Linked DNA regions of Mus musculus: region 2 is linked to region 1. Evidence: chromatin loops called from intact Hi-C (ENCODE). Cell type or tissue: heart. All regions are shown on one strand. Each heading gives the region's core, and the rest is flanking DNA. Links, peaks and the distances in the headings are about the cores only. Region 1 holds the start of Ctsb (cathepsin B). Region 2 holds the start of Fdft1 (farnesyl diphosphate farnesyl transferase 1).

Region 1 (15,302 bases), core at 4,376-12,375:
TGGAATTTTGATGGGGATTGCATTGAATCTGTAGATTGCTTTTGGCAAGATAGCCATTTTTACAATGTTGATCCTGCCAATCCATGAGCATGGGAGATCTTTCCATCTTCTGAGATCTTCTTTAATTTCTGTCTTCAGAGATTTGAAGTTTTTATCATATAGATCTTTCACTTCCTTAGTTAGAGTCACGCCAAGATATTTTATATTATTTGTGACGGGTTTGAGACCAACTTAGGCTGTACGAAGAGCTGTATGCTTGTTGGCAAGTGCTCTTACCGACTGAGCCTTTTTATAGTCAGTCAATATCTGTTTTATTGGTGGCAGCGGTTGGTGTTTGTTTGTTTGCTTTGCTTTTTTTTTTTTGCATATGTGGTGTGCACACTTACGTGTTTGTGTGTGTGATAGAGTATGTATGGAGATCAGAGGACAACTTGTGGCAGTTACTGTGTGGGTCCCGGGGATGGAACTCAGGTTGTCAGGCTTGGTGGCAAGTGTCTTTATCCTCAGACAAACACCTATAGGCCCATTGTACACTCTTTGAAAGGAGGTCTCTCAGTAAAATGCCTTTGAGACGCTTCTCCTCAATGTGTCTGACAGCTGTCCCCTTTTGTAACTGCCAAGTAACATGAAGGTACCGTCTCCGGTTGACTGAGTCTTCTGAGGGAGAACACCTGATCTTTGAAAATTTGGGCTATGTTTGTTTTCAGTCAAGATCTCGCTAGCCTTGAATGCATGGGTCTGTAGGCTCAACCTCTTGAGTGTTGGTATTATGGCAATTGGAGCGAGTTTGAACTGCTGACCACTCTTCTTCTGGTCACTTTGTGGCCGTGTTTCCACTTTCCTTTGTATCACTAAGTAGATGGAAACAGAATTTCTGGGCCAGAGAGTAATCTAGCAATAGTGTGTGTGTGTTTAAATTTAATTGAAAGAGTATTTTTTTAAACTGTAATTCTACGAAAAGAGACTAATTTTCATTACTAAATTATGGTATCTCTGGGGGAAGTAGACATGCCTCTGTCATCTTTTTAAAGACAACATTTGTTTTATTCTTTGAAAGTGTACGTGTGTGGATATGGTGAATTTCGGTTTTATCTATCTGTCCTCTCTTCATACAACTCCACTCAGAACCTACCAACTTTACCTCTCTCCTGCTTCATATTCTCTTTTAATGGTCCTTGCCACCAGAACTGTGTATTAAGTTAGTGTTGACCATGTGCAAATGTTTTTAAACTAAACCACTGGGGCCTGGGAGATCTGCCAGCAGCCATAGCCCCACAGAGTGACTCTCTATCAGCAGCCAATAGATCCTTAGCCAAGGATGCAGAGAGTTTCTTAGGACCAAGTCACTGGCCCAACAACAATCCCCAAGAGCTCCCATTGCTTCCCATCCAGGCAAACACCTGATGTCATCAGAGGGTCCTCCTCCCCCCAGTTCTTTAAAGATCTATTATTTTTTATTTATGTGTAGATGTGTGCCTGCATGTGTTATTAGTACATGCATGAGTACCCTTGGAGGCAGGAAAGGTATCAGGTTCTCTGGAGCTGGAGTTACAGGATGTTGTGACCCACCATGGGTGCTGGGAACTGAACCAACCTCTGCTAGAGCAGCGAGTGCTCTTAACAGCTGAGCCTCCCTCCATCCAGGCCTGTCTTCAGGGTTGTTTGTTTGTTTGTTTGTTTGTTTTGAGACAGGGTTTCTCTGTATAGCCCTGGCTGTCCTGGAACTCACTTTGTAGACCAGGCTGGCCTCGAACTCAGAAATCCGCCTGCCTCTGCCTCCTGTGAGCTAGGATTAAAGGCGTGAGCCACCACACCTGGCTGTCTTCAGGGTTTTATTTGACCAGAATTCCCAGTGCTTTGGGCCTTGGAAACCAGGAAGGGCTTTGCTCTTCTTCATGGGAGCTTCTGCTCTCTACCCAGCAATGGTTGTCTGAGGATTTTCCTCACATCCCCAAATAGGATCCAAGCTGCAGTTTTGCCGGCTCCATGCTTTGGGTTGGCTGGTTGGTTTTGAGATTTTTTTTCCCTGTCCCTTTTGGAGAATATTGGAAAGGGAAGCCCCCGTGTGAGGAAGTGGCCAGTATGATCCCCAGGGGGCAGGGCTGTGGGGATGGCAGTTCATACAAGATTTTGTACTTTGGGCTTGTGGGTTTGGATGAGTTAGGAGATGAGGTAAAGGACAATGACACCAATGGCAAAAAGAAATCACAACTTAAACATTTAGGGATTTTTTGTTTGTTTGCTGTCTTTGCTTTTATTTTGCTGTTTTGTTTGTTTGTTTGTTTTTGTTTTGTTTTGTTTTGCTTTGTTTTTCGGGTTTTGGATGGGCTGTCTTCTTTGTAGCCCAGGCAGGCCTTGAACTTCTGATATTCCTGTCTCAGCCTCTAGCTCTGAGATTACAGGAAGAACGGATGCCTTAATTGGCTTTAGTCTATAATTCTAGGATTGAGCAGCACTTCATTTCATAAAATGGAGTGTGTTCCAATGGCTTGAGCAGAAACCAAAACAAAGGGTGACTCTGGGTGTGACCAGATCAGGGAAACTGAACAATAGCTCAACCTTGGTGGTTTGAGAGCTGGCCAGTTCAGGTCAGCCTTCTGTGGAAGGGTTAAGGCAGGGTCAACTTCATTATCAGGTCAATTATACTGGCCCTTTGAGAAATGTCTCAGGTCAGCTCGGTAGCTTTGTTTCAGCCTGGTGATATGGAACCTTAGTTTTGCTGTGGAGTACCCACCAGAGAAGACTGCTCAGAAATGAGTTCAAGCCACTGGGAAGCCGCATGAGCTGGCCAGTGACTACACTGGTTGTTTGGGACCCCAGAGTATTCCTGGTCCTTTCTCGGGGTGAGCTTTTAAGCACAAAGGCCATATTCTGGGTTGACGTATTTCAGTTAACAAGAATAGTTAGCCAGAAGCTAAAAAAGCGAGGTTAGTACATTGAAAGACTTTCCCAGAACTGTAGACATCGATGGATTAGGTCTTTGTTTCATTTGTATCATTGGCTAATGATGCTGTCTATGTGCTGAGTTTTATGACTTGAAAAGATACTTCAGAGCAGTTTGTTTCCTCTTTTGTGTTCTTGTGGTGTTGGGGATCAACCAGAACCTCAAACAGGTTGAGACACCTCCACTACTAAGCTGTATTTCCAGCCTTTATGTTACTTTTTATTTTGAGGCCCACTATGTCTCAGTCTCGCCTAACTTTTCTCCATAATACAAGTGACAGGTGCAGAAGGAACAGATAGGAGCACTTCATATTCTGCATCATAAAGACACACGTGTGCTCCACACATGTAGTAAAAGGAATCAGCCCACACATGTAGCAGTTTGTTCTAAATTAACCAACCACCCCTTGGCTCAGATGGTCCAGGAACAGTGACTCTCAACCTTCCTAATGCTATAACACAGTTCCTCATGTTGTGGTGACCCCCAGCTATAAAATATAAAAATTATTTGCTGCTGTTGTGAATCGTAAAGTAAATATCTGTGCTTTCCCATGGTCTTAGGCAACCCCTGTGAAAAGGTCATTCAGTGCCCAAAGGGGTCACGAGCCACAGATTGAGAAACACTGCCCTAGAGAAAACCAAGGTTGAGCCCGGCTGACAAACAAGTGCCTGAGCTTAAACATTCACAGAACTAGGGAAGATGGAAAGAGATGAGGAGGCAAGAGACCTGCAAGAGCCTTGGCTTCACCTCTGGCTAAGCACTGAGTGGGGCTTTCCAGGATTGTACTAGGCACCTTTTCTCTCCTTTGCCAAACAGTGAAGCAGGGCCTTTCTTACACAGGATAGGGGAAACGTTTCTTCAAGTGTGTGTGTGTGTGTGTGTGTGTGTGTATACATATACATATACATATACATATACATATACATATACATATACATATACATATACATATATATATGTGTGTATATATATATATATATATATATATATATATATATATGAGGCTAGGGTTATTAGAGCTAGTGACAGTGCACACCTCTAGTCCCCGCACTTAGGAGCAGAGGCAGATGGAGCTCTGAGTTCGAGTCTAGCCTGGTCTACAGAGTGAGTTCTAGGATAGCCAGGGCTACACAGAGAATGAGACCCTTGGTTGCTGGGGAAGTCATAATTTCCTACCCAGGAGATGATCAATATTGATTCTTTTTTCTTTTCTTTCTCTCCCACCTAGGCCAAGTAAGTTATGCAAAATCAAGCTGACCTGTTCTGTTCTGCTGTTGTCGTCTGTCATCTTCTGTAGGGTAGTGAAAGTGTTTCCCTGTCTTCTGGTGTCCTTTTTATGTCTTGTTGCTGTCATCTCACTGTTGTTAATATTATCTTCATCGTTACACTCAATCTTAGCTAAAAGGCAGAAAGGGGATTCTCATCATTGTTATTAATATTTGCTTATTGTTATTAATATTTGGTTGGGAGTCCAACCTAGGACCTCATACAGACTAGGCAATGATCTACCAAAGATCTATATCCTCACCTCTGGAGAGTCCTCTTTCTCCCTCTCCTTTTCCTTCCTCTTCTTTTAATAGAGCCAGGGGGTGGGGGTGTCTCCTAATAGACCAGGCCGGCTTTGAACTCATGATGTAACCAAGTCTGGCTCTGAATTTCTGTCTCAGACTCCTCAATGCTGAAATTACAAGTGTGTACCACCACAGCCAGCTGTTTGTATTATTGGGATCATGCTGGCCTCAAGTCTGAGCTGCTCCTGCCTCAGTCTACTGCATGCTGGGTTTCCTCTTATAGTAGTCACCTTATGGACTCCATTCCTGTGAGATAAAACTGGACAGAACTAGTCAGATGCCTAAAGCCATAAGTGCTGCCACCAACCCATGGAATAACCTATTTGTTTGTTCTTTATTATTTTGAAACAGGATTTCAGTATGTAGCAGTGGTCATCCTGGAACTTGCTATGTTGACTAGGCTAACTCCAAATTCACAGGGCTCCCTCTCTGCCTCTGCCTCTGCCTCTGCCTCTGCCTCTGCCTCTGCCTCTGCCTCTGCCTCTGCCTCTGCCTCTGCCTCTGCCTCTGCCTCTGCCTCTGCCTCTGCCTCTGCCTCTGCCTCTGCCTCTGCCTCTGCCTCTGCCTCTGCCTCTGCCTCTGCCTCTGCCTCTGCCTCTGCCTCTGCCTCTGCCTCTGCCTCCCAGGTGTCAGCATTAAAGGGGATCACTGTGAGGGAGGCAGGAGTAGGTAGATCTCTGTGAGTTGAAGGTTAGTCTGGTCTACATAGTGAATTCTAGGACAGTCAGGACTACAGAGTGAGTCTTGTCTCAGAAAACAAACAAAAAATGGGGGAGGGGTGGGAATCCCCAAAATACTAAAGATAAAATGAAGTGCATGAGTCTGTAGTTGTCAGCACTTTAACAAGTGCTCCCCGAGGCCCCGAGGCCCCATAGGGTCCTTCCCAGACTCAAAGCTCTTCTCCCAAGGCACCATTGGTTACCTGCTAATCTATCTCTATGCTAGCTTTCTCTTGCTGTAAGTGGAAGTGGGAGCACACAGCATGAGGTCCTTCCCTGACTTAACACAGTCTTGAAGGTTCATCCACAGTGTATGTGGTAGCGCAGCATTTTTGATAGCTGAGTCACACCCTGTTTTGCGATTGTGGGACATTTTGTTTATCCAAGCATCAGTTGATAAACAGAAGTTGTTTCCATCTCTAGGCGCCTGTGAATAATACCGCTGTGCATATTTGGTAACGTTAATATGAGCAACCATATTTCTTCAGGGCGTATGCCCAGTCTCCTGTCCACATGTTCACTAGAAAAACACTTTTACACACTCAGGGCAAGATCCCTCTAAACATTCTAAGAACAAGCCCTGAGCCCTAGGTGAGCTGGTAAAGCTGAACCTGGACTCAATCTTCAAGGTTCACTTCGTGTGCACACCCATTGTCTCTGCCCTCTACCTGGTGACAGGCAGGCACCATGCAGAATACAGCAAGGAACAACATAGCACATTCTTATCCCTTAGGAGGCGGAGGACTCAAAGTGTGCATGAAGGGATTTAAGTATGCTGGGATAGCTTCCTCCTAAAGTTTCCCACAGACGGACTCTCCAGAAGAGTCTACTCTGGTCGTATTCATTTGGTTATTTGGTTATTTATTTGATATGCAGTCTCTTGTAACCCATGCTGGCCACAAATCACTAGGGAGATATGGATAGCTTTGAGCTTCTAAAATTATTATTATTATTATTATTATTATTATTATTATTATTAGAGAGAGAGAGAGAGATGGAGAGGGAGAGAGAGTTGAGGGGTGCGTGAGCTATGGCATGAGTATTAGAGGACAACTTTTTTGGAATGTGTTCTCTCCTTCTACTGTGGTTTCCAGGGATCAAAGTGGTATAGGTCATTGGGCTGTGTAGGAAGCACTTTTGCCAGCTGAGCCATCAAACTGATGCTGCGGTCTTGAACTTTGACCTTTCTGCTTCCATCTCATAGTGAGAACCACGATGCCAGGTTTATGGAGGGCTAGGGATGGAACCCAGAACTCTAAGCATACAAGTCAGGATAACTCTACCAGTTGAACTATATTCACAGCCCTGTATGTTGGTCATTTGAGACAGGGTCTCCTGTAGCCCAGGTTGGATTTGAATGTGCTGTGTAGCTCAGATTGACCCTATAGCCCCCAAATTTCCCAAGTGTTAGGACTACGGGTTTATCTCACATGTGACTGCTTATCATTGTTTCGCTTCAGAAGCCTCTCCTTTATTAACACACTGTGATAATGCATGTGTAGCCCTCAGCTCATCTGAGGCGCTATAAAGGAAGGATTTACTACGGTCTATGTGTCCAGGGGGAAGATGATCTATGAAACACTGATGTGCAGGCTGGACTCTGCAGCTGTCTGGACAGGCTGGGGTGAGCAGGCAGTGATATGGGAATATTCTAACATTTTAAAATGAAGCCTTTTTCAGCACCACTGAAGTCAGCCCAAGCCAGGTACTTCTGGGTTCTTGTCTCTCAGTTTTGAGGAAGGAAATTCATGGACCACAGAAGGTGAGTTTTAGGAAGGTGGGAAGGACTGTAGGGAGCTGAAGGGAGAGAAAGAAGGCAAAGGTCTTGAGCAGCCCGTGGGGTCCCTGGAGGGAGTCGGATCCCATCCTGGAGCCCCCCAAAGCCTGGGGGTTAATAGGACTGTAGCCTTTAGTGGGATGGAGGCAGGAAGAAGGTTGAGCTAGCTGGTCAGTCCAGTTTTCATTCCAGGTGTTGAAGTCATTTCAGTTTGGGTCACAGCCTCAGTATGGCTTCCAGGAAAGGTCACTCCTTTGTGGAAAAGACTTGAAGACCCCCTTCCTGGCAGCCAGAGACACTTTTGGCTTAGACACTTAAACATCTCTAGCTCCTGCCAAGGGCCAGGCTCTGGGCATGTCAGAGGACATTTTGGGCTTTTAGCCAAGAAAGGCTGCTCATTTTTGTTTGGACTTTTTACCCTAAAATAAGCAGCCAGTTTCTACCTGTTGTCAGCAGCTGGGACAGCTGGCCTTGGACAGATGGCCATGGACCTGCCTTTCCGCAAGTTTTCTGAGTTCTTCCTGTATTCCACTTAACTGGGGTTCAGTAACTACACTTCCACTCCTGTCCTTAACTGGGAGCCTACCAATAGAACCTTGGAATCCACTAGATCCAAACCTTTCTTATCGTCACAAGCCTGGCTACAAGATACCATGCTGACATGAGGCCATTCCTATATTACAGGATAGACCTAAGGATTGGAGAGATCTGAGGGTGCTCGACCCTGGGGTGGGGGTGGGGGTATGCTATGACCTGTCAGATCAACTAGGTCAGCCAGCTTCTCACTGGCTAGCTTACCACACAAGATGGGGGGAGGTTCATATGGCCTGGCAGGAGTTCTGAATTTCATAACATGCCTTGGACAAAATTCATGGGGTTTTGGTTTCTCTCTTTCTTTTTAAACTAGGGATCGAACCCAGGGCCTTGGGCTTGGTAAGTAAGAGCTCTACTTCTGGGCTACAATCCCAGCCCAGTTCTAGTTTTTGGTTGCTTCCCTTGGTTTGAGTATTTCTACGCCATTATAGTCTGAGCTTCAGAATATAAGGCCAGGAGGCTCCTCCAGACATTTCCAGGTCCCCGAGCCAGCGGGGCCTTCCCGAGGAATGCATGTCACGAAGATGTTGTATCTTCCCAGTGCAGGGTACCTGCAGAGGTCCCTGGAGAGCATCTCTGTGCGAAATGGAAAGAGAGCAGACAAACCACCAGTTTCTTTTGGGTTTAACACAGCTTGCAGAGTCCCGGGATGAAGGGGGAGGGGCCGGCAGGGGCGGGGGCGCGGTCAAGCATCACGTGACGAATCAGCCCCCAGCGGAGGGCGGAGCTGCGCGGGTACTTAGGAGTGCACGGGAGAGGCCAGGAGCGGCTCCGTTTGGCTTGGTGGCTGCAGGCCCAGGCTGTCGCGCTGCGCTCGGTGAGTTTGCCCGGGGCACAGTGGCTCCATGGCGGAAGTCACTTTGGCTGGGGTCGGGGGAGCGGGCTGAGCAGCGGTGGTGGAGACAGGCCCTTCACTTGCCCAGGGCGCAGGCGCGGTTCCTCCGCGGCCCTAGATGCTGCTCGCCCTGGCGGATCGCGGTCTTAGGCTCCCGCAGGCTAGACCGGCAGAGCTCCAGCTTTCACGCTTTAGGGCCGAGCCTGGTGACCCCGCGGTGATCGGCTTCTTTCCAGTGGCCTTGGCGCACTTCAAGGGCGGAGGTGGGGACTTCGGGGAGCTCCGAGGGAGGAGCTTAAAGGGAAGGGTTCAGCTCTGGCCCTTCCAGCTCGCAGATTGCAAGTCTCAGGGGTGCTCAGGGCGAGTATCGACCTGCATCTAGTGCAGGTTTGTGGCTTATTCTAAAGAATCTGCCCCGGGAACTTTTCCACACACAAACCCACGCAGTGCCTGGCACCCTAAAAGACCTGTTCTATTGAGAATGGGAACCTGGTAGTGGGTGGCTGGGGTGGAACCTGCACGAAGAGTTAAACCGAGAAACAGGAAGAGAAGCAGAGCTAAAGGATAGGGGCTCTCCCAGAACCTTTCTCTGGAGGGGAATGGCCAATGTGATGGAGGAAAGGTACTTGCAGGACAGCCTCCTTCAGTCAGGGCCCTGCTAGCCGGGAGAGATAGCATCCTCTCCCAGAGTGCTGGGCGTGCGGACCAAGAGATAGGTAAATTGGACTTGGTCCCCTAGGGCCCAAGAGTAAAGGACTAAAACCCATCCGCACCTTACCTCCACCTAACCAGATCCCCTCACGTGTTTGGGAAGGGAGATAAATTGTGGGATTGAAAGGGAAGTTTAACTCCTTTTAGTGTCTCGGGAAGACTGATCTCCAGGTGCTTCCTGTGAGGGACTGCTGTGGAGGTATGGTCTGCAGTCCCCGGATTCAGAGTAGCATTTGCAAAATGTTGGTGAAGGTGTCATCTTTGTTCGAAGCCGTTCAGGGGACAGTTGTTTCCCATAGGCTCTGGCCATGGTGACCTAAAACTCCAGAGTCCCCAGAGCCATACCAGAGCAAGGCAATCACGGCACTTGGAAGGCTGAGGCAGGAGAATCGCTGTGCATTGGAAACCAGCCTGGGCTATGTAATGGATTCCACAACAGTGGGACTACAGAGGGAAACGGTTTCATTTCTTAATCCCTCCTTCCTTCCTTAAAAAAAAAAAAAACTCATGCTTAAAAGAAGGTGGAGGAAAATGACCTCTGCTCCTTTAAAGCCACGTGACCCAGGCCTACGGGACTGCTAGTGGGGTGGGGCGAGCCGGGCCCACGCCTGTGCTTCACCAGCCCAGGTGCCAGCAGAGATTTCCAGCATTCCCCTTGACGTTGGCCTAAATGTTTTCAGACTAGTCAGGCAGTGGAGGGTTGGCGCTCTTGGCTCCAGGTTGAAACTGTTCCCTGGAGGTGCTGGCTCAGCATTCTAGGCTACGGCCCTTTTATGGTATGGGTAGAAACCTTTAGATATAGGAGTCTCCGGTTGGCCACTGACTTTTGATGTACTGATGTAAGGAAAATATTAGCTATGTGTGAGGTGGAACTCTATGCAGTAGAACTTTTGAAAATCAAAAGGGAAACCAGGAACTTGAGTATGATTGGTGTGAAGGGTTGTGGTGGGGCCTCTAGGTAAGGTGAGGTGTACAAAGGTCTCTATTGCCTTTGCTTAGTTAACATATCCCTGCTCTGGTACTCTGCAGGAGCTGCCTACGGAAGGGTGGGAGAAGGATCAATCTGGAGTCCTTTTGTTGCTTATTTTCCACCCAGCACTGAACATGGTGGAAGTTCTAGGGGTGGAGTTCTGCCTCCCTCGCACTGATATCCAACCCAGAGCCTCGTGCATCCTAATCATGCAGTCTGCCACTCTATCATACCCAGCCAGCTTTAACCAGTCTCCTCCCTCCGCTAGCCCTCTCAGTTTTTTGAGGCAGGTTTTACCCTACTGTAGGACAGTTTTGCCTCAACCTCCTGAATGCTAGGGTTACAAACAATAGCTAATGCTCCTGGGTTAGGCCATATTTTTATTTTATTTTATTTATTTATTTATTTATTTATTTGTTTATTTATTTATTTTGAGAACAGGGGTGTGTAGTAGTTGTGGCTAGCCTGGAACTAACTGGCTATGTAGACCAGGATGGCCGGGGCATGATGGGGTACACAAACTCAGAGATAAATCTGCCTCTGCCTCCCCCGTGCTGGGATTAACTGGGATTAAAACCGTGGGCCACCACCTAGCAATCCTTTCATTTTTACCTTCAAGCCTGAACCCCCCTTCCTGCAGACCTGAGGCCTTCCAGGCTCAGGTTTGGGGTAGAAGTGGGTGGCTCCTCTTTGGTGGGTCTTGCTTGGTTGGGGTCGGTTTGGCTCCAGGACTTGCTTTGTCTGTCACAGGGACTTTGACAGCTGTTGCTTTCCTTATTCTTTCCTACTTCTGCACTTGAGATACCATGTCTAAGTATTGGTTTATGTAACTTATAGTGTGTTCACTTATTGTTCACTCAGTTGATAAGATTTGTTGGTGTTGACTGATACCTGTAGATTTAACAGTTATTTTAATTTGTTGGGGACAGGTGGCAGTGTGACAGGGGCTTCATGTATCCCAGCTAACTCACCACATAGGAGAGGATGGCTTTGAACTCCTGATCTTCCTGCCCACTTCCCAAGTGCTGAGATTACAGGTGTGCACCCTGTCAGGCCAGCGAGCTTAGTTTATTAGTCTTCTTTTTCTTCATTTATTTGAGACAGGGCTATGTAAACCAGGCTGGCCTTGAGCTCACAGAGATTCACCCGCCTTTGCCGCCTGAGTGCTGGGATTGAAGGTGTGTGCCACCACCACCCTTTTTTTTTTTTTTTTTTTTTTTTAATGTTAGGGTTTAGTTTAGCAGGGTAGTGAACAAGTTAATCCCAGCACTCTGAGTTCAAGGCCAGCTTGGTCTGTCTAATGAATCCTAGGTTAGCCAGGGCTACATCGTGATCCTGTCTCAAAAACAAAACAAAACAAGAACCAAAAAACAAGTTTGGGTTTAGGTTTGGGATTTGGTTATTGAGACAGGATCTCATATAGCCCAGGTTGGTTTCAAACTTGATATGTAGCCAAGGAGAACTCAAGATCTCTCCTGCCTGAGTGCCTTTTAAGTGCTGAGCTTAAAACATGTATACCACCACACATCTACAACTATTGGGTTCTTTAGGTCCTAAGCCTGGGTATCTAAGTTTAGGTGTAGTTGGATGTAGTTTCTAAATATTTTTGTGTGTATGTGTGTTTTGTGTGTACCAGGGGTCTATGGGCGTCTTTCACAATCAATCTCTGCTTCGAGAGGCCAGGCCACTTATGCCCAGAGCTTATGCATTTGGTTGGTCTGGCTGGCCAGCTTGCCTCTGGAACCCCTTTGTCTGACTCCCAAATCCTGGGATTCCCAATGCAGGCCACCAAGTCCTCTCAGCATTTCCCTACTGGGAAATGACTGCACAGCAATGCCTTCCTCACTGGGCCATCTCCTGCAAGCCCTACTTTCTCATTTTTAAAATTCAGGAGGTTTGTGACATTGGGAGACTTTATGAGAAAGTGAAGTCACCTGCAAGTCTGTGACTTGGTCATAGTCACTTAGGTAACTGTGATGGAATGTGACCTAGAATTCAATCTCCTGGAGGTGACTGATCCTCAGGGCCTACCCATGGTCTTGTCTCATGCCTCAGTTTCCCTCGCCTGTGAAATAGAAAGAATTCTTCTACAAGACTGGAGGGCTCTTTCCAGAACCAGTGTTTTATAAAAGCTGAGTGCTGGGAAGGACCTATGGTCTGTGATCTCAACTGTTAACCTGTTTTAATTGGGTTAGTACCTGGCCAAGATACTGCTCTTCTTTCTCTAGCTGGCAGGGTGGAAGAGAATAAGGTTGATAAATGCTAAGTTAGTATCCACAGAGCACCACAGAACTCTTAGATACTCTGCTCTCAGATCAGAGGTGGCTGCCCTCTAACCTCCTGACTCTCTGACCTGCTGATCTGGCCCAGGTGAGTGATGCTCACCCACAGGGATCACATGTCTTTCCAACTTGCATAAGGTGCTGGCCAGCTTGTGCCAGTCAAAGGTATATAAAACCATATCAGAATTCAAGTAGCCTGGCACTCATTCTCAGCATGATCCCTCTGGGTTTGGGGCTATGCTGTGTTTTGATATCAAATAGTAGAATCCACATACAAGGCTTTATTTCAAATAGTATGATAGTCATAATTCTTTATACCAAGTAGGATACCTGGAGAGGATATGTTTTGAGACACAGTCTTATATTTCAGCCTGGCCTCAAATTCACAGTGTAGCCAAGGATGGCATTGAACTCTATCCTGCCTCTCCATGAGGTGTGTTATAGCATATACCACTTACTGTGTCTGGTTTAATGTGATGCTGGGGACTGAACCCAGGATGCTAGTCAGGCATGCCATCTGAAGTATATCCTTGGTCTCAAACTGGGATACTTTCTAAGACAAAGATAATTACTCAGGGATAATAAATGTTGACTGCTGTGCACATAGAGAACTATATAGTCAGTTAACCGTGACCGGAGGTTGTACCTGGTGGCTCTGCCTGCTGGTGGCTGTCCCAAGCCTGGAACAGGGAGGCACTTTCCCAAAGAGTAGCTCTGCTTGTCATTTCTGTGAGCCTTGAGAGGGCCCCAAGAAAGAAGAAGGTACCCAGTTCACAAACAAAATGTTTCTGTTGTCTGCCTTGTCCTCTGGCTGACCAGCCTGGAGCTTAATTTAGCCTGCAATCGAATTAGGAAGCAAGCAGAGAAGCATAAATCACTAATCTCATTTTACATCTCAAGGTCTTTAAAAGCCTTGTACTCTTATATATTTTAGGAGCAGACTTTGGGACTAGACTACCCCCTGCATCTCGGAAGCATCTCTGCAGGTCTTAGTCAAATTGTCTTGATCTCTACAAACAATTAAATGTGTTTCCTCTTAAATGAGGGCCTATCCTAGTTAGGGTTACTATTGCTATGGTGAAACACCATGACCAAAAGCAAGTTAGGGAAAGAAGAGTTTATTTGAATTATACTTCTACATTGTAGTTCATCATTGAAAGAAGTCAGGAAGGGAACTCAAACAGGGCAGGATCCTGAAGGAAGGAACTGATGCATAGGTGATGGGGTGCTCAGCCTGCTTTCTTATAGAACCTAGGACCACCAACCCAAGGGGCCCCATGCATAATGGGCTGGGTCCTTCCCCATTAATCACTAGTTAAGAAAATGCCATATAGTCCTGCCCACAGTCTGATCTTATGGAGGCATTTTCTCAATTGAGCAGGTAAGTGCCCTGCCCTTGAATTGCATCTCTAGCTTCTCCAGATGTGCCGTGGGTAGACAGGTAGTACCTGTGGGCAGCCCCAGATGTGCCGTGGGTAGACAGAGAGTAGCTGTGGGCAGCCCCAAGCTGTTTGTTCTTTAGGATCACCATGAATCAATCATACAGTTTTTACTAGGAACAAGGATGTACAATCTGGAAACCCACATCTGGGCTATGATTCAGACTTGGCAAAAGGGGGAGTCTCTGGCCTCCTTCAGGTCAGCTCTGCACACCTTTGAAATTAGCGTGTCTGCTTCCACTATAGTTACCCCAGCATTGGGGGCAACTGGGCAAACCAGTCCAAAGGAAATACAGTTCCCACTGTCCTGTCCTGTGGTTGGACTGGAGTGGGTAATGCTTGAGGAGCAGGTGCCCGTAATGACAGGCAGAGCCTAGACAAGTTTGTTTTTATGGAAGAGACGCTCATAAAGTGTAACATCAAGGCCCCAGCCAGTCTCCCCATCCTCTTCCCACCTCCCTAGGGTAGAGTCCCTCAGCACATCTGTGATGGACAGCCACAGTCGTGGCTGCACAGTTAGAGCTGGTGTGTGAGAGGTCCGCCCCATGTACCGCAGTCAGGGAGAGATGGATGAAGACTGCTGTGTGTGTGTGTGTGTGTGTGTGTGTGTGTGTGTGTGTGTGCGCGCGCACTTATCCTGTGCCAGGACGTGGCAGGTGGCCTGTGGCACGTTCAGTCTACACATTCTGTCTCCTTACAGCATTTAGAATGTAGACTTAGACTCTAGTCTGAGACTGTGTGACTACTCAGGAAAGCTTTCTAAGGTCAGGCTTGTGGGTGGCCCCCCCGGCCCCCCCATGTTTGGTGTGTTCATTACGTTATGCTTCCTTCACCCTGGCCTCATCTTCCCTTTGGATGTCTGCCATTTTCTTCTAGAGTCCCAGGAGTGTGTTTGTCTGAGGAAGGACATCCAGCTAGTTTGGGAAATGGTTTTGCTGTTGATGGGATCGCCAGTCCACTCACTGGCCATTCTGTTCATGTGACAGTGACAGTAATAGCAGGACTCTGAGACACTGATTGCTACAAAGGTTTGAAACGGAAGAGGGTAGTGGAACCCAGGACCAGCTGACTTGAGCTAGAAATAAATGGTGCCCGCAACAACTGCCCTCTACTTGTACACCTGGAAGGGGAGGCTGGTTGGCTCTGGGTGTACTTGTGTGTTCCGGCCCCCCTCTTTTGTGAAATAAAGACTTTCTGTTAACTAAAGTGAAAATCACAGAATTGGGAAATACAAGGAAGTGCTTATTAAACTAGGGGAAGTGAAAGCCCTTGGCTATTTAAGGCAAAGGGATGGAACCCGTGACAGGTTGACAAGTTTATGGACAGCTTAGCTTGTCATTGTCACTATTGGCTGTGTCACCAAAGTGCTTGTGTGTGTGATGTCTAAGAAGACTGGCTACCGGTGTCCTGGATAGAGACAGCAGGCTTCATACACTCCTGTCTCAGGACTCAAGCCTTTT
Region 2 (15,302 bases), core at 4,613-12,612, 55 kb after region 1:
CATCTGCCCACTTAAAACTTCTGTCCCAGGTAAGGAGCACCTACGAGTATAATCACCAGGCTCTGACAAATGTGTATAGAGGTCCAGAAAAAGGTGAGCTTAGACTGTAAGGAAGAGCAAAGCTTCAGCAGACTCAGGAGAGATAGATGACAGTGAAAGTAGAGATGAAAGAGATTAGAGAGGTCCGAGATGATACCCCGAATGAGAAATATTTAGAGTAGAACGAGTAAGAGGCAGAGAAGGCGTATTACAAGAGAAGAGAGAGGGGGGGGGGCAAGAGGCAGAATAAAGAGAAAGCCGGAGGGATCGTAGACAAGAAAGAAATTTGACTAGAAACTTGGCCACAGTGGTAGGAGAGAAAGAAAAGACAGGATCTAGACAGGAAACCTGGGCAACTGAAGACCGAGCCTCAGCTAAAGAGGCTCAGCTGTGTCAGACTGAAGTTACTTATTTGGGATATACCCTTCGAGATGGGAAGCAGTGGCTAAAGAAAGCCAGAAAAAAGACTGTAACTCAGATCCCCAACCCAACTACACCAAGGCAAGTAAAAGAATTCTTGGGCACCTCTGGCTTCTACAGACTCTAGATACCTGGGTTGGTGACCTTAGCTGCCCTGTTGTACCCCCTAACCAAGGAAGGGAAGGTGTTTGTGTGGACCCCAGATCACCAGAAAGCCTTTGAAGAAATTAAAAAGGCCCTACTGACGGCCAGTCTTGGTCTTTGCCTGACCCAACCAAGCCCTTCACTCTTTATGTGGAAGAGAGAGCAGGGGTCGCCAGAGGAGTCCTTGCTCAGACTTTGGGACCTTAAAAAAGGCCAGTGGCTGGGCTGGTGAGATGGCTCAGTGGGTAAGAGCACCCGACTGCTTTTCCAAAGGTCCAGAATTCAAATCCCAGCAACCACATGGTGGCTCACAACCATCTGTAACAAGATCTGACGCCCTCTTCTGGAGTGTCTGAAGACAGCTACAGTGTACTTACATATAATAATAAATAAAAATCTTTAAAAAAAAAAAAAGGCCAGTGGCTTACCTATCCAAGAAGTTACACCCTGTGGTTTTCTTGCCTGAAAGCTATTGCTGCCATAACTCTGCTTGTCAAGGATGCTGATAAGCTCACTCTGGGACAGCAAATAACTGTAGTGGCACCCCACGCTCTTAAAAGCATTATCCGACAGCCCCCTGACCGATGGATGATTGAACGAGTGACTTTCACTCCTGCTGTCCTCACTCCCACTACCCTACTGCCCGAGACTTCACCTACTCATCATTGTGCTGACATTCTGGCAGAAGAAACTGGTACTCGAAATGATCTAAAGGATCAGATCAGCCTTGGCCTGAGAGTTCGAGCTGGTACACGGATGGCAGTAGCCTTGCGGTTGAAGGACTGAGACGGCCAATGTGATAGCCAAGAGGATCCTAGAAGAAATCTTCCCGAGGTTTGAGATACCCAAGGTAATCAGGGCAATAATGGACCTGCCTTTGTTGCCCAGGTAAATCAGGGACTGGCCAAGATATTGGGGATTGATTAGAAATTACATTGTGCATACAGGCTCCAAAGCTAAGGACAGGTAAAAAAGATGAATAGAATTCTAAAAGAGACTGGTGCAGACTTGGTGCTCCTTCCCCTTGCCCTATTTAGAACTAGAAATACTCCCTTTTGATTCAGCCTTACTCTTTAAGATCCTTTATGGGGCTCCCATGCCCATCACTGTCTTAAATGATGTGTTTAAACCTACATGTTGTTGTAATAATAATCTGTATGCTAAGTTAAAAGACTTGCAGGTGGTACAGAAAGGAGAATGACATGTCCAGACTAGCCCGGCGCCTCCCTATCTCCCACCCTTCTGACCTAAGTTAAATGTTATCTGCATGTACAGTCTGCTGATGTGTAAATGAACCAATCATGTGAAACTTCACCAATTCCTCCCCCAGCCCCAGCCCCAGCCCCTTTTCTATAAAAACCCCTAGCTTCCAAGCCTCGTGGTCGAATCCACTGTCTCCTGCATGAGATACATTTCGACCCAGACGGAGCTCTGCCATTAAAACTACCTCATGTTTTTACATCAAAAAAAAAAAAAAAAAAAAAAAAAAAAAAAAAGCCTTGCACTACCATACCTGGCCTAAACCCATATTTATTTTTTGTTACAAAAATAATCAGCTCTTGCTGGGCTTGGCGGCGCACGCCTTTAATCCCAGCACTTGGGAGGCAGGGGCAGGCGGATTTCTGAGTTCGAGGCCAGCCTGGTCTACAGAGTGAGTTCCAGGACAGCCAGGGCCACACAGAGAAACCCTGTCTTGAAAACCCACAAAGTTCAGGGTACATATCTCTCGGTTTCCTTTTTATTATTATTGTTGTTATTTAAATATTAAATGAAGGGAAATGAATTTTCCAGTTTGTTTCCACTAATTAGAGGTACTTGAGACTACTCTTGATTGCTTGTTTAGCTGAAGTTTTGTCATGCATCTAGGCTGCTCTTAAACCCCTGGGCTCACAAGAGCCTCCTCTGGAACAGCAGGTACCGTACTTCATGGCACGTGGCTAGCATGCATGAGGCCTTGGGTTCAGTTCTCAAGACTGGGGGTGGGGGCCTCACGGGGGCTGGCAAGTGCTCAGCAAACACTGGATTATCAAATCCCCCAGGGAGAAGAAATAGCCCAAGCCTCACTTTCTCTGCCCCTTATCACGGCCACCCACTCCCCTTCAAAGAGGAAACCAAAGCCTTCAGTCTCCAAGGGTCTCGTCGGGCCAATGTCCTCTTTTATAGAGGACAGCGGTGAACAGTCCCCAGCTCTAGATCACAACCCTAAAAGTCTGCCTTCCCCTAACCTCGCCACTCCAGCCTCTTCTGACTGCTGACTTCTGTCTGTAAGTCTGTGTACTTGTCTTGCCTTTCTCTCCCAATAGAACACAAGTTTGACAAAAGCCAGTTTGGGCCTGCTAGCAGGGTTCATGCAATACCTGAGCTTTCTGAGCCAAACAACCTCCAAGCTAAAAAGCATGCGAATTTTTAATAGAAGTTATTTCAATTTAATTTTTGAAAATGTTACATCTTGTAGATGTAACAAATGTACAGAGGTGGCCAGGCCTGACTGGGCATCCCGGAAGCATATCCAAGAGTTGTGAGGAAAACCAGACTTGTAATTCACATAAGCGACAGCAAAAATACTTGTCCCATCAGATTACTAAGAGTGATAAAGTATAGTAAGCTGTAAACATGGCCACAAAATTTTATGACTTCTCATCAGGAAGGCGGCTTTCTCTCCTCCCTCATACCTGGCTCCCCTGGTAAAAATCTGGGGTCCAATTGGACAGTAACAGATGTGACTCATGCAGAAGTCTGAAAAGTGTGTACATAGAGTTGCTCCCTCCCACTGTCTATGAGTCCCAGGACAAGCCTGATGAGTGTCTCTCCCCGGTTCTGGCTATAACCTGCTCTAACCATCCCTTCATTAGCTACAAGCTGCCTGCGGGCTGAGCAGGCCACGGAGAAATAGGTCCAGCTGTCCCAGATCAGAAGCCCCAGCTGTCCCAGACAACTGTGAACTAAGCTAACAGTTATACCTTAAACCACTAACTCTGGCTTCCTAAAAGTAGGATAAAATATACTACTGCACCGCTTGGCCATTGTTTGGCAGCTCACACGTATTAGGAAGCAGCACATACAACCAAACTCCGTAAGTGCAGCCCGAAGCTTTCGACAGTTTGTCCTCAGTAAAAGCTAAGGGGGAAGCTTAGTCAGGTGCCGCAGCAGCTTAAGACACTGGCTAAACATGACTGGTGACCCGAGTTCAACTCCTGGAACCTACATAAAGATGGTGGAGAGAACAAACTGCACAAATCTGTCCTAGGACTGTCGCGTGTGTGCAGTGGCATGTGTGTAGTGGCATACACAGACACAATAATACATTTTCTAAAAAATTTAATTTAAAAACTCTAAGTGATACACTTAGATAATAAACAGCTATAAGACAGCATCTGGCCTGGAACTCACAGCCTAGAACTAATAGAGATCCACCTGCCTCTGCCGCCCAAGTGCTGGGATTAATGGCCTGTGCTACCACACTCAGTTTGAAAAAAAAAATATATATATATATATATATACACACACACACACATATACATATATGTAAAATATATGACTTTTTATGTATTTATTTTTTATAGAGGGTAGTATGTGCCACAGCTATGTAGAACCACGTGGGTCCTGGGAATTAAACTCAGGTTGTCAAGCTTGTTGGCAGTGTCTTTACCTGCTGTGCCACCGTGCCAGTCAGGATGTTTGGTAGTCCTAGTTAGGACAGGCATTTGTGTGCACCAGGCCTAGATGTGTCCCCCTCTTAGCTCGCTTGGACAGCCTGCTTAATGTACTTCTGTGGCTCACTACCTTAAGGATGGACAGCATACTGGGATAGAGAGCTCAGGAGGGGCCGGGGAGATGGCTCAGTGCTTAAGAGCAAGTACTGCTCTTACTGAGGACTGGAGTTCAGTTCCCAGCGTCTGCAGTTCACAATCACCTATAACTCCAGCTCCAGGGGCATCTGATGGCCTCTTCTGGCCTCAACAAGGTACTGCACTCACTGCCACAAACTCACAGACAACTGTAACACATAACACACTTAGAAAATTTTTTAAAAAAATTTTAAAAAATTGAATCTTTTTAAAAAAGATAGACTGAACAAGCTCTGTAGTCAGATTGTGAGAGTCAAATTCCAGGGCGCCACACCATAGCTATGGGATGTTAAGTAACTCACTAACCTCTAAGCCCTAGCTACAAAACAGGAAAACAGATCCTCAAAGGGTTACTGGGTGTTTACATAACAGATGGGAGGTATGTAAAATAGTGCTTGGCACACACCAAGAACTAATAAACATTAGCTAAGGGAAGGCACACAATCCCAGTTTCTAGAGGCTTTCAGCAAGACATAAAGACGGAGAAAAAGATCCCAGACAGGTGTCCACAGTTCTAAGCCCACAGTGTGAGGAGACAGCCTGAAAAAGCCAGGTGAACAAGAGAATGGGGCAGGCAGGCCAATGTCAGATGCAGGGAGTCTACTGTTTTAGGTGTTTATGAATATTTAACTTCTTAAATATATATGAAGAGAATGAAGTAAATATGACAGATTACTGATGCAGTGGCCTGTTATATGTAACTTTCGATACTTGTCTGCATAAAGTATTTTGTAATGAAAATGCATTTTAATTGGGCTTGGAGGCTCACACCTGCAATCCCAGCAGCCAGGAGGCTCAGCATTCAAAGCCAGTCTGAATCACAAATCGAGTTCCAGAAACCAAAACGCCCAAAGAGCGTTTTAAGTTAATGCCCATCTTAAAGTATGGGAATTAGAAATAAAGACATCAATAAGAAATGTAAATTTCTGAAGTAACCAGGCTAAAATTGCCAAGTATTGTGCAATTACAGAAACCAACCTTTAAAGAAAAAGGAGGAGCAGGCACACGGCTTGGAAGAGTACCACAGGAAAATAACCAAAGGAAAGGTACAGCCGGGCGGTGGTGGCACACATCTTTAATCCCAGCACTTGGAAGGCAAAGGCAGGCGCCTTTAATCCCAGCACTTGGGAGGCAGAGGCAGGCAGATTTCTGAGTTCGAGGCCAGTCTGGTCTACAGAGTGAGTTCCAGGACAGCCAGGGCTACACAGAGAAACCCTGTCTCAAAAAAATACAAAATAAAATCAAAAGAAAAGGCACAGCGTCAGAGCAATACTTTTTTTTTTTTTTTTTTTGGTCTGTTGTTTGAAAACAGGGTCTCATTACATATCTATGGCTAGCCCTTAACTCAATATGTAGACCAGGCTGACCACAAACTTTCAGAGAGCCACCTTCCTCTCCTCTCCTTATGCTGGGATTAAAAGCGTGTGTGGCGCTACGCCAGGCTCTTTCATCAGCATTCTGAAAGACTGAGAGCTGTCTTAATACTTCAGGGTCTGTACTCCAAAACAAAGACTAAATCTCCCCTTGGCTCTAAAAGAGGAAGGAAAGGGTGGACATTCAGTCCAAAGCATCCTAAAACCTGAGCATCATGGACCGAGAGAAGACAGCGAATACCTCCCCAGAGGTGGTGAACTGCCATCACCAGGTGTCAGGTGTCACTTGGTCTCCTGACCAAGACTTACAACCTAGACTGTAAGCAGAAATTCTTTATCTTGGGTTCACCCCGTAAAAGCTCAAATGTACATCTTCTCCAGGATAGAAGTATTTAGATTTCTTAAGATTTGTAAATGAGCAATGAGATATCTTGGCAGTGGGACCCATGTCCAAACATGCAATTGTTTGTGTTTCACATATGCCTTATACACACAGCTGACAGGGAATTTTCTACAATGCTTTTTAACATATTGAAAACGACATGTCAAATACATGTACAAGGTCAAGTGTGGTGTGGAAGTGTCCACCTACGGCATCATGTCAGCACTCAAAAGAAATCTTACTAATACTGAGCCAAGCAAGTATTTATGCACAAAAGCCACAGAGGCATTTGAAAGCTCTATTTCCTTCAGGCAACCCTACAAAGGTTAAACTTGCATCCTAACTAGCAGTGATTTTCCCTCCTACTCTTGTAAATCCCCTTAGGAAAAGTCACTATTCTGCTATACTCAGGCAAAGGCACCTACCTGCCTTAGAAGGCTACATACAAGCTTCCCCAAAGCAGTCTGTTCACTAATTCATCTTCACACATTTCTGTTTTGTTTTTATTTTTCTGAGACAGGGTTTCTCTGTGTAGCCTTGGCTGTCCTGGAACTCAAACTCTGTAGACCAGGCTGGCCTTGAACTCAGAAATCCACCTGCCTCTGCCTCCCAAGTGCTGGGATTAAAGGCGTGTGCCACCATGCCCCGCTCTGTGTACCAGTTACCTTGGGTGTTTGTTTGTTTGTTTGTTTTTTGTCTTTTTGTTATTTTGTCTCCCCCCCCCACCCCCGCAGAGCTGAGGACCAAACCCAGGGCCTTGCACTTGCCTAGCAAGCGCTCTACCACTGAGCTAAATCCCCAACCCCCACACATTTCTGACAAGCTACTTTGCTCAAGGCAGTAAAGGCCTGTACATGAAGAAAAGATTATTTTCAAGCCGCTTCTAATTCAGATTTGCCAGGAGGCTGAGATGGGGATCAGAGGCAAGTGGATCTCTGAGTCACAAGGCTGGCCTGATCTACAAAGTGAGTTCCAAGACAGCCAGGGCTTACACAGTGAGACCCTGTCTTGAAAAAATAAAATTCAGAACCGAGTTAAGAGAACCCTGAAGTTGTTGCGAGACTGAAATAAAGAATCTTGCATCTGAAAGTGGCTCTGGGATCACGGGTCTAAGTTAAAGGGTGCTAGAGAAGGCAGGTAAGGAGACCTTGCAGGTCAGAATGAACTACCTGTCACTGGAGCTGTCAGGAGCTCAAGTTGGATTATAAAGCAGATTCTTGCTCTTGCTCTGATTACTTATCCGTGCAAGAATCTGGCAACTGTACCTTCTTCTCCCCTGAAACCTACTCTTGGCGTTCATTTCCTTGTGGACCCTGTCTATGCCCTTAATTACACTGCTATCCATGTTTTACCCCACAGAGTGCCCATCACTGACAGGTGTCCAGGGTCTGCTGAATGGCTGAGAGCACTTGTTAGAGCTAAATCTTAAAAAAGGGAGGATTCTGAATGAGAAAAGCAAGGGCACCAATTAAGAATACCTTTAAATAAAATACAGTGCCTGATGTTTCCAGTGAAGGGGAAACGTTTAAGTTTTTGATGTTAACTGGATGTGTCATCATGCAACAGTTACATACTTTTGTCAGAGTAAGTATTATCATAAAAGCACGCGTTTAAGAAAGGGAACAGACCAATGAAATACGAAAAAAACCAAAAAAACAAACATGTTCTGGCCTCTGGCAGCCAATAACTAGTAGGAACTTGGACACAACAAAAACCGTAGGAAGCACCCAGGAATAAAATAGTGGCTGCAGAAAGGTGAGTAAGCTTATGCGGGAGGTGATGTCTGAAAACTGGAAGGAGTGGGTGGGGCGAAGTAAGTTTCATTCCAGTGAAAATAGGCACGATAACTCCTCCAGGGTTCCTTATGTTCTCAAAATTGTTCTCAACCGTGTTCTCTTTAATCTCAATTCTGGAACGCACCCATTTAGGTAAAAATAACTCCAAGCTTAGAAGAACAAAATACGCAGCCAAACTACCAAGAAAAGCAATGGCTTGAACAGACAGAAACCTTGAAAGGCGGGGGGGGGGGGGGGGGGACATGGCCCTAGTGGGGGTGCGCGACCCAGGCAGGGATCCCGCCTTCCGTGAAGACCAGGGTGTCAGAGACCATCCATCCTCTAGAGACCTCTTGTGCGGGAAGCCGCCACAGGCCTGCGAGGGAGCAGGGATGCTCGACTTACCTGGTCCATCTTGGGTATAAAATTCCGCCGGCCTCCCATGCGGAATCGCAGCAGGTTATAGAACTCCTCCGGGTGGCCTAGACACTTGACGAACTCCATCCTTGCGACTGCTGGGCGCGGGGCTCACCTGTCGGGATCTCCCGCTCCCACCTGTGTTTAGACGCCGGGGAGTGGGCAGGGCGAGGAGGCGGGGCCAGCGCCGGACGTCCCGCCCACCTCCCGCCCTCCTCAACCGGCCGCGCCGCTCGCGCCTCCAGGCTAGGACGCGCGGAGTGGACTGACGGACGTTGATTGGCCAGAGCTGCTCGCACCAGGAAAACGTTAACCAATCGGAAGCCGGAGGAGCCTGGCGCGATGACCACACCCTAGAATTTGATTGGAGAGCTGGAAAGCAGCCAGCGAACACGATTGGTACCCAGCAGAGAGCCTTTGTTCCTGCGTGTCGTAGGCTGGCAGCGAGCGAGGCGCATGCGTGGACGTTCTGGAGTTCCGCGAAAGGCTTGAGAGCTTTGCACGATCCTAGGGACCTCGGCCTCCAGTCTGAGTTCACCTCTTGATATACCTAAGGGGTTGGCTGGCAAAGCCGAGTCAGAGTGAAAGGGTAGCAGGGACTGGAAACGCGCCTCGCGGCTTGAGAACAGATAAAACAGTCTTGCTTTCCTCCGAGGAGTTTACAGGGGCTCGAGTTTACCGGGGCTTTGCTGAGCCCCGGGAAACTCCAAGCGGGACAGCGCACAGTATTTCTCAGACTTCTCCACCCGTCTTTTGTGAGACGACATGGCGATGATTCTTGGATCCCATTTTCAAAGCTGCAAAAACAAAGGGAACTGAGCTCTTAATACCTCTCGATGTTCTAGTTGACGTGAACCAGGACTTATGTAGTGCTTGCAAAATCTGCCCGAGATTGGGCCTCCCAGGGATGTGATGGGAACAAATACCTCCTGCTCTCCCCAGTTAAGGATTGCAAGGAGCGAGGAAGGGCTCCCTCCCAGTTCTATTGGTAGTTGATGGTTGCTGGTGGAATGACTTAAAAAGTTACTAGCATAAATGATACATAAGTTTTATTATGAAGTCTTCATACACTTATATAATGTATTTTTATTACATTCCCCTTTACAGTCATAATTCTTACTGTTCCAATTAGCCTTCATTTCTACTTACACCTTTTTATTATATTTTGATGTGAGCATAAGTGTTATCACACACATACCATGTGTGGAAGTCATTTCTCTTCTTCCATTTGACTCCTGGAGATAGAACTCAGGTCATCAAGTTCGGTGGTGCCTTTGTATCACCTAAAGATAGACAAAGATTTTAAGTGGTATGTCTGCTAGTAAGTTGCCCATACTTCTGTTAGTAACCCTAATTAAACCTACTGACAGATCAAGAAGAAAAATGACTAGTTTTAAAGACAAGTTCAAGAAGAGTGGGGGCGGGAAGACGAGAGAATAATAGGGGTTGAATATGATCAGAATATATTATATACGTTATAAAATGTCATAATACAGCCCATTGTTATATATGGTGAATATGCTAGTAAAAACATATTAAAATTATTAAAATGTGCCAGTTTGGTCCTCAATGCTTGAGTCCTTCTATAGAAAACTTCTGTGTTGGAGCTTTAGTCTAAAATGGGGAATTTTAGAGATGGGAATTTCATAGGGATTATATATAAACAAGGCCACAAGGGCAGGCCTTAAAATTAATTCCAATGGAATTGGTGTCCTTAACTACAAGAAGAAAATATCAAAAAAGCCCCACCACCACCACCACCACCACACACAGTGAAGTCACAGTGTTCTAGAAGGTGTATTCCAGGGCAGAGACAACTGAATATGTCTTACTCTTAGACTTCCATCTTGAAGATCTGTGAGGAGTGAAGGATTACCTAACCACTCAGTCTTTGATTCTAATTTCCATTCAAAATATCAGTTTATTAGAAACAGCTGGAAAGTCAGACTTGGTCCCATCAGTTCCCATCAGAGTGGTAGCCAGCCCCTCCTTCTCACCCCAGCCTATGATACTCCCAGCTGTCAAAAATGGTAGCTCTTGTCAAAATGACCCATCGCAGCTGTCCTACAGCTTTAGCAAAGCACAGCTGCAGGGGATGGGTCCTCAGCCAAAGCCACCTGTTTGCCAGGAAGGACTTCCCATCCTAACCCATGGGCCTGAGGCAGGGAATTGGGGGGTGATGGTGAAAAAAAAAAAAAAAAGCCACTGATTACTGGGCTTTCCAGAAAAATCTACCAATCTCTGAGTTCCCCAAGCTCAGGACTTGAAATCCCACCAATCTTCAATCTGGATTTCTCTGCCCCACTACCCCGAGATATCCTATCCTGCTGAGATATAAACCCTGCCAATTGTCCAATTCCCTGCTGTCCACTCCTAGGAGCAGAGGACAGTCATCCCTGGATTTCTCTCTCCTCTCCTGGACCCTCCAATAAATCATGGTATTTGCAGCCTGGTGTGCATCATTGAAAGAAGCCAAGAAGCAATCAAGAGAAGGGGAAAAGTGAAGAGGTGGAGCAAAGCTGAGCTGCTCAGCTGAGAGCTACCGTGCCTCTCCTGAGGAAGCTTCCTCTCATGGCTGTGTGGTTTCTGGGCACCTGTGTCTCAAGATATCCTTCCATTGGGATACCTCTCCCCTCTGGTTCCTGGGCTTCCAAGTCCCAGGGTACCTTTCCCTCTGAACAAAACACACCACACACCTCAGTTCATCCAAGAATTAGGATAGCCCGTGGTAGCACTTACCAGCTTCTTTGCCTGTTGTCTTAATATTAGGCAGCCTCACAGGCACTCGCGTCTAGGCACAGCCAGAGGGCTTGATTCACTGGGTGCAGTGGAGTCCCACTACAGCCTACCATCTTCCTGTGGGACTCACCCAATGCATGCTCAGTCTCCTGGGAGGCCACTGTTAATGACAGTGAAACCCTGCAGAGAGTTCTCTCCAGCGAGCAGGTAGATGACCTCAAAGGCATGCTTGATGGTGCACCGTCGTAAGCTCAGGTTGCTGGAGAGACGCTCCACACATGGAGTGGGACACCAGCCTTGGAGAAGCACCAGGTGGTACAATACCAGGCATTGCATCCTGCACCAGTGCCTGTCAGACTTCTCTGCAGGGATACAGTCTTGCAGGAAACTGTCGCCTGCTTATCATCCATGCTCCAGGTGCCCCAAAAGCTTGATGTTTGAGGCCTCTGCTACCACCCTGTGACTATCTCCCATCAGTCATCTGGGCACACTGAGGACACCTCTGGCACAGATGGGAGAGTTGAGGGTTTTTTTTGGGGGGGGGGTATTGTTTTTGTTTTGTGTGTGTGTGTGGTTTTTTTTTTCCCTATGGCAGACTTAAGTGTGACAGTGGCATTAAACCTTGTTCATTGTTTGTTTTCCCTTTGAGGCAGTGTTTACATTGGCCCAAAACACCAGATCCCAGGGCCCCAGCCTCTCCGGAGGCTGGGATGTGTGTCACCATATTCAGCTTAACTGTGTGATCTTAAATTCCATAACCTTCCCAGACTTCAGGTAAGGACAGTAAGTATGGGTGCTCAGGACTAAGGAAATGGCTTATTGATTAGGAATACACACTGCTCTTCTAGAGAACCCAAGTTTGGTTCCCAGAACTCAAGCCAGGTGGCTCATAGCCCTTGTAACTCTAGCTTCAGGAGATCTGACCACCTTGGGCACCTACACTATTGTGCAGATAACCCCACACAAGACACACACATTACCGAGAATAAAATCTCCTTTAAAATGACAAAAATTGAATTTTTAAATGATTAAGTGTCCGTCTCCATGGGTTATTCTGTAGATCATGAATATGACCTACGAGGTGAGAGGCTGTTATGGGTGAGCCAGCAGCTAGAGATGAGCTTAGTGGTTAAATGTACTTAATGTTTTCCAGAGGACCCAAGTACAAGTCCCACCACCCACACAAGGCAGATCACAACTGCCTGTAAATCAGGAGATTCCAACACTCTCTTCTGGCTTCCAAGGACACAGCAGCACCCATGTCCACATAGTAGATACATAGGTAGGTAGGTAGGTAGGTAGACAGGCAGACAGACAGACAGACAGATAGATAGATATCAAAGTAAAAAACTATTTTAAAAAGTGGACTGGAAAGATGGCCCAGGGATTAAGAGCACTGGGTTGTTTTCCAGAGGACCAGGGTTTGATTTTCAGCATTCACAGGACAGCTCACAATGTAATTCCAGCCAATCCCCAGGGAAATCTGATGTCATCTGACATCTATAGGCACTGCACACACATTGTACACAGACATACATGCAGACAAAATATGTGTCCACATTAAAAAAAAAATCGTTTAAGAAGGGTGAGCCCTCCATGCTGGTGACTTGGGTGTGGGATGACCCCTCAGTGAGGGGTGAGCACTCACTGCTGTTCAGTTCACCTGATCAGCAGTCACTGGATCACGACTGACAACCATCAAGAGATGAATTTCCCAGCAAGGAAAGTAAGGGACCGTGAGCTATTTCAATGTCTCTCAAAAATCACACCATCTGCCAGCGGAGGGCAACAGAAGCCAAGTTCTCCAAGTTCTCCAAGCAGAGGGCAGGTTTTACTTCCTTCCTGTCCTGCTCCTAAGTGGATTTCTCAAGCCTACCCTGCAAGGCCACTGTCACCACAGCTGAGTGCTGGATGCAGCTCAGTGGTACAGTCCTTGCTTAGCGCAAGTGAAGCCCCAAGTTCTATCTCTGCACCACGACACAGAAAAAACAAACAAAACACCACCTTTGCCTAACGAAGACCACAGAAAATACCACACCGTTTTATTTTCATTTGCTACTCCAGTTCCATAAAGCTGTTACTAACAACCTGAAAGATTGCTTCTTTACATCCCCAGACACGCAAATTCTTCAAACATCAACAGTCAACAAATGCCCAACTTGAGGGGTAAAATAATAGCCAGCTTTTCTCAGACCCTGGACACACCTCCCTGTCCATCCTGGGGTCTCCAGCCACTGGGAGGGCACCAGGTAGGCTGATTAGCACTACCTTCCTGAAGCTTTGCCCTCATCCTTGATCCCTCTATATAAAAGAAGAAAGAAATTAGAGGGCCTCAAAATCAACCAGTTCTCAAAACACTGCATAAGCAACCTAGCCTGGGATTATAGTATCCCCCAGCTGTTCACTCTGCTGGCCCCACCCCCACCCCACCCCCAGCTGTCTCCTCCAGCTGTTCACTCTGCTGGCCCCACCCCCAGCTGTCTCCTCCAGCTGTTCCCCCCCCCCCCCAGAAGCTGCACACCACCAGTCATGCTCTTTTCAGACTCACGGCTGCTCCGGGCAGTTTTTCCCCAGTCCACTGTCAGGGTTTTGACAGCATGGTGGGATTACATAGAATTAACTAGAAAAGGAAAGCACCTATCAACCACTATGAAAGCTGCAGTTGAGGCATAATCCTACGGATGAATGTCAGCAATACTGACTCTCCTGAACTTCCTTACCCTGATCTGTAATGCTATCCCTGCCTACACCCTTCTTTCAGGACACACAGCACCTGGATCTCCAAGGCTACAAGCCCCACGGCAAAGGCCACATGTTTTAGGAGGACGGGAGATTCTGGGGCCCCTTGGAGGACAGCTGGGGCTGGCATTGAGGGCACCACCAGGTGAGCCTCTGGAGCCCATCTGGGGGCCCAAATGTCTCCTTCATGACCTGGTGACCAGAAGGACATTGTTCCTTCTGGTAGATCTGTGTGTGCCGTTCCTTGCCTTGGAATTTGTCCCGAAGCCAGTCCTTACTGAACTCCACCACGTGATCCACGAGGGCCTCCCGAGAGGAAGAACTCAGGCATGAACCGAGAGAGAGGGGATGGATCCTTGCTCTGTACAAGGCTTCATTCTTTATGATGTTCCCTGAAAACAAAGGGAGACGTGAGGGGAGGAAAGCCTCAAACTTGCTATGTAGCCTAGGCTAAACTGCTGAGCCCCCCCCCCCCACCTTGTCTTCTAAGTGTTGAGCTCACTAGCTCACAATCTGTCTCAGGTGATGATGAGTTCAGTCCATCTTGCTGGTTACTGAGCAATGGCCTTGCTAAGCGGAGGAGAGTAAGTTCAATGGTACATGGGGGCCACAGTCTAAACAGTTGACGTTTCCCCAAGAGTTTCATAATCTCACTGCGGTTACAGCTGAGGCCTACCTGGACTCATCTCAGCTTCGCTGCTCACCAGCGAGGTGCCCTTTGCTTTAGTTTCCTCATCTGAAGAAAAGGGAAAGCTAACAAGTGATTATCCCATGGAACAGCATAAGGGCAGGACTGTGCCCGAGTCCCTGGAGTTATTGACTCACACTGGCTCTCACCAGTATCATTGTGTAGTCAGGTCTCTGCGCACATCCAAAAGCCACTGCTGGAAACCTTGTTCATCCTTCTGGCACAGAAACAGACTCCACTGGTTCTCCCATGAGAGCACAGCACTTTCACATCTTTTCAGCATGAACTATACTCACGGCAGGCAAGTCACACTTTGTATATGCACACAGCTTTGCCAATAGCAACTGCTTTAACAGCCAGTTGTGGTGCCCCTTATTGCTCTCCTGTGGGCAGAAAATAACCCTCCCCGTACTAAGAACTATAGCATTCCCTGTCTCAGCTGGAAATGCTCACAGTTTCACTAATCTATTCTCCAGAGCAGAGACCTGCTTCTTTCTCTTGGCTTCTAAGAGCCTGGAGCTGACCTGATACCTGACTCTGCTTCGATATCAGAAGCCCCAGTGCCCAAGAGCAGTACCTATTAGTGGGCATTCTCCTCCCTCTCTTCCAATGGCCTGCAGGACAACCATTCCCAGCATGACTTAACCCAGAACCTTCTAGATGCTCTGTAGGCTTTAGAGTGTGCCAGGTACACAACGTGATCCCTCTGTCAGGAGGTCATACTGATATCACATCAGA

Evidence for each region. Hi-C counts contacts between places; a loop is a spot of excess contacts. Peaks named below come from ENCODE experiments on the same cell type or tissue, not always from the same donor. Only the 100,000 strongest peaks of a DNase experiment are listed, where the experiment ranks them.
Region 2: a loop joins it to region 1, with 2.7 times the contacts of the local background. A loop is called at or near these places in 14 of 42 quality-filtered maps.

What each region holds. Positions count from the first base shown.
Region 1 is chr14:63,114,144-63,129,445 of GRCm38, forward strand. Ctsb (cathepsin B) reads left to right here and starts at 8,319. Exons shown (of 10, transcript NM_007798.3): 1 at 8,319-8,422. In heart, for the core only: no CTCF peak of the experiment used is centred there; DNase peaks (open chromatin) are centred at 8,338 and 9,778; H3K4me3 peaks cover 2,610 bases; H3K27ac peaks cover 3,052 bases.
Region 2 is chr14:63,169,297-63,184,598 of GRCm38, forward strand. It overlaps Fdft1 (farnesyl diphosphate farnesyl transferase 1), which reads right to left and starts at 8,591. Exons shown (of 8, transcript NM_001360211.1): 1 at 8,387-8,591. The coding sequence starts at 8,485. Neil2 (nei like 2 (E. coli)) reads right to left here. Exons shown (of 5, transcript NM_201610.2): 5 at 13,149-14,268. The coding sequence ends at 13,955. In heart, for the core only: no CTCF peak of the experiment used is centred there; a DNase peak (open chromatin) is centred at 8,755; H3K4me3 peaks cover 3,503 bases; H3K27ac peaks cover 4,541 bases.